3 separate regions of the Homo sapiens genome follow, and all the other regions are linked to region 3. A link is a loop called in an ENCODE intact Hi-C map of the cell type or tissue named here. Cell type or tissue: Caco-2. All regions are shown on one strand.

What was found. Hi-C counts contacts between places; a loop is a spot of excess contacts. Peaks named below come from ENCODE experiments on the same cell type or tissue, not always from the same donor. Only the 100,000 strongest peaks of a DNase experiment are listed, where the experiment ranks them.
Region 1: a loop joins it to region 3, with 4 times the contacts of the local background. A loop is called at or near these places in 3 of 110 quality-filtered maps.
Region 2: a loop joins it to region 3, with 9 times the contacts of the local background. A loop is called at or near these places in 3 of 110 quality-filtered maps.

The regions. Positions count from the first base shown.
Region 1 is chr7:108,357,703-108,360,202 of GRCh38, reverse strand. The region is part of intron 2 of NRCAM (neuronal cell adhesion molecule); the gene reads left to right. Among named protein-coding and RNA genes, the nearest start is that of NRCAM, 97 kb to the left of the region's middle. In Caco-2, no CTCF peak of the experiment used is centred here; a DNase peak (open chromatin) is centred at 1,432.
Region 2 is chr7:108,339,691-108,342,190 of GRCh38, reverse strand. The region is part of intron 2 of NRCAM (neuronal cell adhesion molecule); the gene reads left to right. Among named protein-coding and RNA genes, the nearest start is that of NRCAM, 120 kb to the left of the region's middle. In Caco-2, no CTCF peak of the experiment used is centred here; DNase peaks (open chromatin) are centred at 1,060 and 1,590.
Region 3 is chr7:108,234,434-108,236,933 of GRCh38, reverse strand. NRCAM (neuronal cell adhesion molecule) reads left to right here. Exons shown (of 33, transcript NM_001037132.4): 6 at 2,246-2,351. Among named protein-coding and RNA genes, the nearest start is that of LAMB4, 110 kb to the right of the region's middle. In Caco-2, no CTCF peak of the experiment used is centred here; DNase peaks (open chromatin) are centred at 3 and 1,293.

The DNA of each region.
Region 1 (2,500 bases), 120 kb before region 3:
CTTCTACCTACTCCACTATTGTCTGAATCCAATCTCTTTGTACATTTCTACAGATAACCACTTCCCTGAAATATGCTGCTGAAATTACATTTACATTTTCAAAGGCCTCCATACAATAGAGCAGATTAATCATCCAAAGTACAGTTATAATCATATTATTTTTCCTGCTTAAAACATCTGGAACATGGATGAATCTAAAAACCATGTTGAGCGAAAGCAGCTAGAAACAAGAGCACATGTTATATGATAGCATTGTTATGAAGTTCAAGAACAGACAAAACTCATCTATAGGAATGAAATTCAGAACCTCGGTTGCCACTGGAGAATGGGAGGGGAGCAGATTTGAATGAGGCAAGAAGGAATTTTCTAGAGTGATAGAAATGTTCTATATCTTGATTGGAGCTACATGGTAACAGACATTTGTCACAGCTCATCAAACTGGACACTGAAGATCTGTACATTTTTCTGTTTGGAATTATACCTCCATTTTTTTTAGGTCGAAAATAAAAAAATTTTGGTTGCTAACCATTGCCTTCAGCTCAAATTCCCTAACTTGTTCATTCAGGGGTCTTTGAAAATCTGAGACCTAGATACCTTTCCAAGTTTCTCTTGTTATTTCGCTTCTATGCCCTGTGTTCCAGAAAAATGAGATTTTCTTTCTCACACGTGTTCCATATTTTTCCACTTCTGTGTTTTCTTTCACTTTTCTTTAGTTAGGAATGTCTTCCCATCTCCCATTGCCAATCACCAAGTGTCAAAATGATCTTCCTTCAAGTATCATATCAGAGGTCACCCTCCTTCTCTCAAACACCTGTCCTGGTAGCTTTTGTGTTTCTTTTATGGGACTCTTGACTTTCTCCTAGTTTTATTGTAATTATCTATGTTGCTATGTTTATAGTGCTCACAATGTGCCAAGCACTGTTTATGAACATCTGATTCCCACTTCGGTTACATTAAAGGCAAGACTTACATCTGCTTCATTTCTGTCTCCCATAGGACCTAGATAAGCATTGATTAAATGGATGGATGGATGAATGGATGAATAGATTGATGGATTGGAAGGTGTGGGGCAATGGGGAGGGAATATTGGTAAAAGAAAGCCATTTCAAAAACTCTAAAATAGCCTACATCCTACTTGTAAGGCTAGGATAAAAGGTGTAATGAACTAGACAAAATATGGTAGGAGGTGAGTATAACTCTGGTGGTTGTCAGCCAGGTCCTGAGCTTATAGACATATCTATGCAAATCTGAAAAGCATGACAACCCCTAGAATGATTCTTAAACAATTTCATGCAATCTGTTAAGTCATTTCCCCTGCTACAGCCCTTTAACTGCTGGGAGTTTTGTGATGTCCTCATCTGGCAGTGCCTTTAGACTTTGGCCTCAGGCAGAATTCCTGACCAGACATCTGCCGCATTCACATACCCAGAGGCAGTACTCAGTTCGTTTTGCTAATAGGGTAAACAAACTCCCCTTGACAGGAGGGAGTGACTTACAGTGTTCAGGGCATACGCTGGGGCTGAAGCAGCAGAGCGCCAGCAGTTATGCAGTTATTGTACTTGAAAGCCTGGCTCAGGCTTCAGAGATGCAAGCTTTCAGGAGGAGCTCTGTGCATTACCAGTCATGGGAATCTGTGTGTGAATGCATTAGACATCACCTGACATTGGCGAAGCTTCTGTATGAAACCTACCAACCTATCACCAACATCTCCCTACCTCTCTTTAAAAAGAAAAAAAAAAATACGTAGGAATACTGGGACAGTGGCAGGAAGTTTTGGGGGTTTTTTGGTTTTTGTTTTGAGACAAGGTCTTGCTCTGCCACCCAGGCTAGAGTGCAGTGGTATAACCACGGCTCACTGCAGCCTCGACCTCCCTGGCTCAAGCAATCCTCCCACCTTAGCCTCCCGAGTAGCTGGGACTACAGGCATGCACTGTCAGGCCTTTTTTTTTTTTTTTTTTGTAGAGAGGGGGTTTCACCATGTTGCCCAGGCTGCTCTTGAACTCCTGGGCTCGAGTGATCCTCCTGCCTTGGCCTCTCACAGTACTGGAAATACAGGTGTGAGCCGCCAGCTAGCCAGCAAGAAGCTTTAAGCCCTTAAAAAGCAAGTGTAGCTAAAGACCATTTGAGGGGAAAGGGAACATTTGTGGTTTTTAGCTTTGGCTTATGAAGATTTCAATCACAAGATTCTTCCCTGAGATTTTACACATTGTCAGGACAAGCCAATCCGTAGGGATGAAAGGGCTTCCCCACCCTCCCTACCATATGTAGTCTATTTAAGGTGAAGCGGGAGGCCTTGATGGCCAAAGGAGTAATGTTTTTAGCTTTATTCTTTCCCTCTCCAAATAGACCACCTTAGCAGATGGAGGGGAAAACCCAACTAGAGAAACTGTTTTTGTTAGAAATACTTAAGCCTAATTTAATCACCAATGGAGGTGCATTTACTGAAGATAGGAGAGAGAAAACAATGAGCCTTTCCACTCTGCATCCCCATGACATGTCT
Region 2 (2,500 bases), 110 kb before region 3:
AGCTGAAAGTAAATCATTCACTTACTGAAGGACAAGAGTGTCCAGGTATGAGAACTGGCTCAAGTCTTGGGCTAATGTCTGGCCAAATAGATGGGGGCTATCCCTGAACCCTTGGGGTAAAACAGTCCAAGTGAGTTGAGACGTTGGGTTCGAAGGATCTTCAAAGGCAAAAAAGAATCGAGAGTCAGGATGTACAGGGATGCAGAAAAAGGCATCCTTAAGGTCCAGGATTATAAACCACTCTGCTTCCTATGGTATTTGGGAAAGCAGAGTATAAGGGTTAGGTACAGCTGGGTATAGAGGGACAACGGCCTCACTGATAATCCTGAGATCTTGCACTAACCTCCACTGTCCATTGGGTTTCTGTACTCCTAGAATTGGAGTATTGGAGGGACTATTGAATGGTTTTACTAAGCCTTGGGCTTTTAGTTCCTTAATTTTATTGAGTCTTTGTTGGGCCTCGGGTCTAAGGGGGTACTGCCTTTGGTAGGGAAAGGGGACAGAATCCTTTAGTTTAATTTGAACAGGATGGGCATTTTTTGCTCATCCATATTGTCCTTCTGTTGCCCAGACTTCAGGATTAATTCCTTCCTCAAGCAAGGGACCACAAACGGTTGTTCCTTCTCCTATGTTCAGGTGTATAATGGCCCCTGCTTTTGCTAGAATGTCTCTCCCTAACAAGGGAGTGGGGCTTTCAGGCATAATTAGAAAAGCATGTGAAAGAGTAAAGTTCCCCAGTCACAACTTAGTGGCTGGGAGAAGTATCAAGTGACTGGCTGTCCTAGGACCCCTCGGATAGTGACAGATGTGGAAGACAGTTGTCCGGGACAGGAGAGTAAGACTGAGAAGGCCGAGCCAGTGTCCAGGAAACAGTTAACCTCCTGGCCCTCAATGGTCAAGCATACCCGGGGCTCTGTGAGGGTGATGGGTTGGGCTGGCGCTTGCCCCAGGCACCCTCAGTCCTGCTGCCGGATCATCTGGTTAGTGGCTTCTGACTCAGAGGACCTTTGTCCCCTGGGGCAGTGGGCCTTCCATTGATTCCTTTGACATAAGGGGCATGGATGAGGGGGTGGCTTATTTGTATTTGGACAATCTTTTTAAAGTGTCCTTGTAGACCACACTGGAAGCAAGCCCTATTAGGCATTGGATTTGCCCAGCCTTTCCGTGTTCCAGAGCCTCCAAAGTCTGCTTGCCTGAGGGCCATAACTAAAGCGGTAGCCTTTTTTAAATCCCGTTTGTCTTGTTCTGCCTGCTTCTCCTTATCTCTATTATGAAAAACCAAGGTTGCCAAGTTCAATAGGGTTTCTAAGTTTTTGAAGTTTTTTCTGATGTCTGTAGCTGACTGAGTGATAAACTTATCCTTTAAGATTAGTTGGCCTTCAATAGAGTCAGGTGACAGAGAGGTATGCTTTCTCAAGGCCTCCCTTAGTCTCTCCAGAAAGGCGGTAGGATTTTCTTCCTTACCCTGTGTTATAGTGGACATCATTGAATAATTCATGGGCTTTTTCCTAGTTTTCCTTAGTCCTTCTAGCATGCAAGTTAGCAAATGTCTGCGGCACCAATCTCCGTGTTTTGATTCTGTGTCCCAGTGAGGGTGTACACTGGGAACTTCCTGCTGGCCTGTGGGCAATCGTTCTCTTTCCTCTGTTGTCATCCTGTCATTGACCTGACTGAGATACCAGAGATCGCCAAACTCTCGGGCTGCAGTTATGGTGGCACTTCTCTCATTTGGGGTTAGTGTCTGATTTAGCAGTAACATTACATCTCTCCATGTCAGATCAGATTGTCCTAACCCTTGTAAACATCAATATAGCCATCAGGGTTATCTGAGAATTGACCTAGGTCTATTTTAATTTGCTTCAAGTCTGAGAGAGAAAAAGGTACATGCACTCTGGCTGGGCCGAATTCTCCTCCTCCCACTGCTTGGAGGGGGCATAAACGGGGAATATTGGCACTCTTTGGTTCATTATTTACCCCTTTGTCTATCTCCTTTTGGACCATTTGGGTTGAAGGGGGTTGCTTATTAGTTGGAGAAGGAGTCAGGGGGATGCCGGGGTAGGGAGGTAGACTCTGAGAGCTTCCTGTAGGGCATAAATCACACTTTTTACATAATTGCGAGTTGTCTCTTAATGAAAAGAAAGTTTGTACATATGGCACTTCACTCCATTTGCCTTCTTTTCTACAAAAGAGGTCTAGCTGTAAGATAGTGTTATAATTTATACTTCCCTCAGGAGGCCAGGTTTCTCCCCCTTGAAGAGGATATTGTGGCCAGGAGGTAATGCAGAAGAATATAAGTCGTTTCTTTCTTAGAGTCTGAGGGTCAAATTGGTCCCAATTGTCCAGAATACATCTTAGGGGTGTTTTTGCCTTGAGGGGGAACATTTCCCATCTGAAAAAAGAACATAGGGATGCCAGCACCTCTAGTCATTTTCCGACGAGCATTAGTCGTAGAGCGTCCTCTATGGTCCTAATGCTTATTCCTTTCCAGAGTGTGTCACCA
Region 3 (2,500 bases):
GAATAGAAGCTCTGCCTCTGAAGCCACCAGATTTGCACCTGTGTCACTCCCAGAAAAGCACAAGGAATTGAACTGAGTCACTCCTAAGAATCCCCTCCCCCACTCCCTATGGCCACTATTCCTTGGATGTGGAATTCCAGGCTTCCTTCCATTATCCCAAATTCTATATACTCCCAGAGCCTGAAGGATCATTCAGAGGTGAATCTGGTCCAAATAAAAAATGATTATGATAATAATTTTAAAATAGCTGATGTTATTGAACCATTATAACATTGGTATACACTGAGAATTTTATAGTAATTATTTTCTTAATCCTGCTAGCTATCCTAGGTGGTAATACTACTTTTAAACTTTATTTTCCCTCTCAGGAAACTAGGACTTATAGAAGTTAAGAAATTGGCTTGAAATCTCACAGCTAGTAAGAAACAGACTAGTGCTTAACAATCAGGCCACCTTGGAAACTGACAAGGCTAGAAAAATGAGGATTCCATATGGATGACGGAGGGGGGAAGGGCAGCTGGAAAGACAAGGAGGGGGATGGGATATTCCAAAGGGAAGGGAAACTGACACTGCCCAGTACCCTGCATATAATAGTACACAATAAATGATGACAGTAATGAGGCTAGCTTTTGATTTGTACTTTAGCTGTTATTTGAATATTTAGTAAAAGATGTCTTGTGGATGGCAATAAGACTAGAAGACAAGAGAAGAGGACGCAACCGGGTTTATAGATTTATAAGACTGAAGATGTGGAGGTGATACATTTAGCTCTAGCAACAATTAACCACAAGAGAGACAAGAACAGTGGGCAGTTACTGAGCTTTGAGAAATGTTTGGTTGGCAAGTGGAAGAAGTTTCACAAAGGAAGCAGAGGTATGGGCAGAGAGGAAAGGGAAGATCCAGAAGATGAAAAACTTAAATGAGCCAGAATGTCAAATGCAGCAGGAAAGGAAAGAACAGTGAGAATCCAAGAGAGGGCCTTGGGGGAATTTCCCAGATGCAGAGGAAAGGTGCTGTGGTATGGCCACTGCATTGCACAGCTCCAGGGGTGCCAAGCACATTGTCGTCTGCCTCAGAACTTTTCAGCCTCAGCACTATGGATGTTTGAGACCAGATAAGTCTTTGTTGTGTGGAATTGTCCTGTACGTTGTTAGATGTTTAGCAACATCCCTGGCCTCTATCTACGAGATACCACTATCACTACCACCCCAGTCGAGACCATTGAAATGGCCTCCAGATATGGCCAAATGTCCCTGGAAGGGTGGAAACAAATTGCCTCTGGTAGAGAACCACTGGTCTGTGTAAACAGCTCTCCATGGAGTTGTGCAAGCAGTGGCTTCTTACCAGGAGCCAGTTGAGAGAGTTTAGGTCTCTGCTTTGTGCCTTCCTAGTCAAGCCATTTTGCTGCACTGAGTAAGAAAAAACAGGTTGTAAAAAATTATTCTTTAGTCACTTCCTGTCATAACACTAATTCTGATCTCACAAGAAGAAGGACATGGTGATTTTAGAACAATTTGAAGAGCATTAGTGGTCCAGATACAGGTTTCTTCAGATTAGATTGTTCTGGGTCAGAACAGTTTCCCCATAGGATTTGATAATAAAAGATCAGATAACACTTTGAAGAGTAAATGGGAACACTGTCTCCTAGGACAGAGAACTTCCTCAATTCCATTTATCTTCTAAATAAGACTCTTTTATCTTTGTTCCTCATTCACTTACCTCCTGGCTCTGATAAGAGATGTCACATCTCCAGTTTAACAGTCTGTTTAATATTAACTTCTCAAATGTATTTGTCCCCAACATATATTGATTTATATGAGCACACACTAATGACCTAAGTCTGTTACTCTTTCTTAAGAAAGATGCAAATTTATCATAACTTAAATTCCTTTGAAAAACATCATTTGAACCAAAGGAATCAAAAGAATTTCTCATTGTTACATCAGAAAAGAAACTGTCTTAATATTAGGTTTGTATTGATAATTATTTCCCCAAACTTTTAGTGTGAGAAAATGGACTTTGCAAGTACACATAGTTACCGAAAGAAAGTTAAACCTTGACTTCACAGTTTTAGCAGACCTTTAGCAGAAAAATCTACTGAAGTATATGCTGCTACACTAGAAATTACTAAAAATACTTGAAGCATATTTAGTCTAAGGTAAGTGATTTTGATACAGGAAAAAATGGCTACTATTATGATTTTAAATAATTTGTTTTTTTACATTTTTTTTTTTCTACAATTAAGTGGTACAGCCTCCAACCATCACCCAACAGTCTCCAAAAGATTACATTATTGACCCTCGGGAGAATATTGTAATCCAGTGTGAAGCCAAAGGGAAACCGCCCCCAAGGTGAGTGTGCATTCTGCTTTGTTATAGTACTGAGAATAAATCAGGAAATCTCTCTGAATAGAGAAATATGTTTGGGAATTTCCATCAAACAAGGCAGACTATGTAGAGCACTTCCTTTTTCAGTTGGATATTTCTCACTGTGACTCACT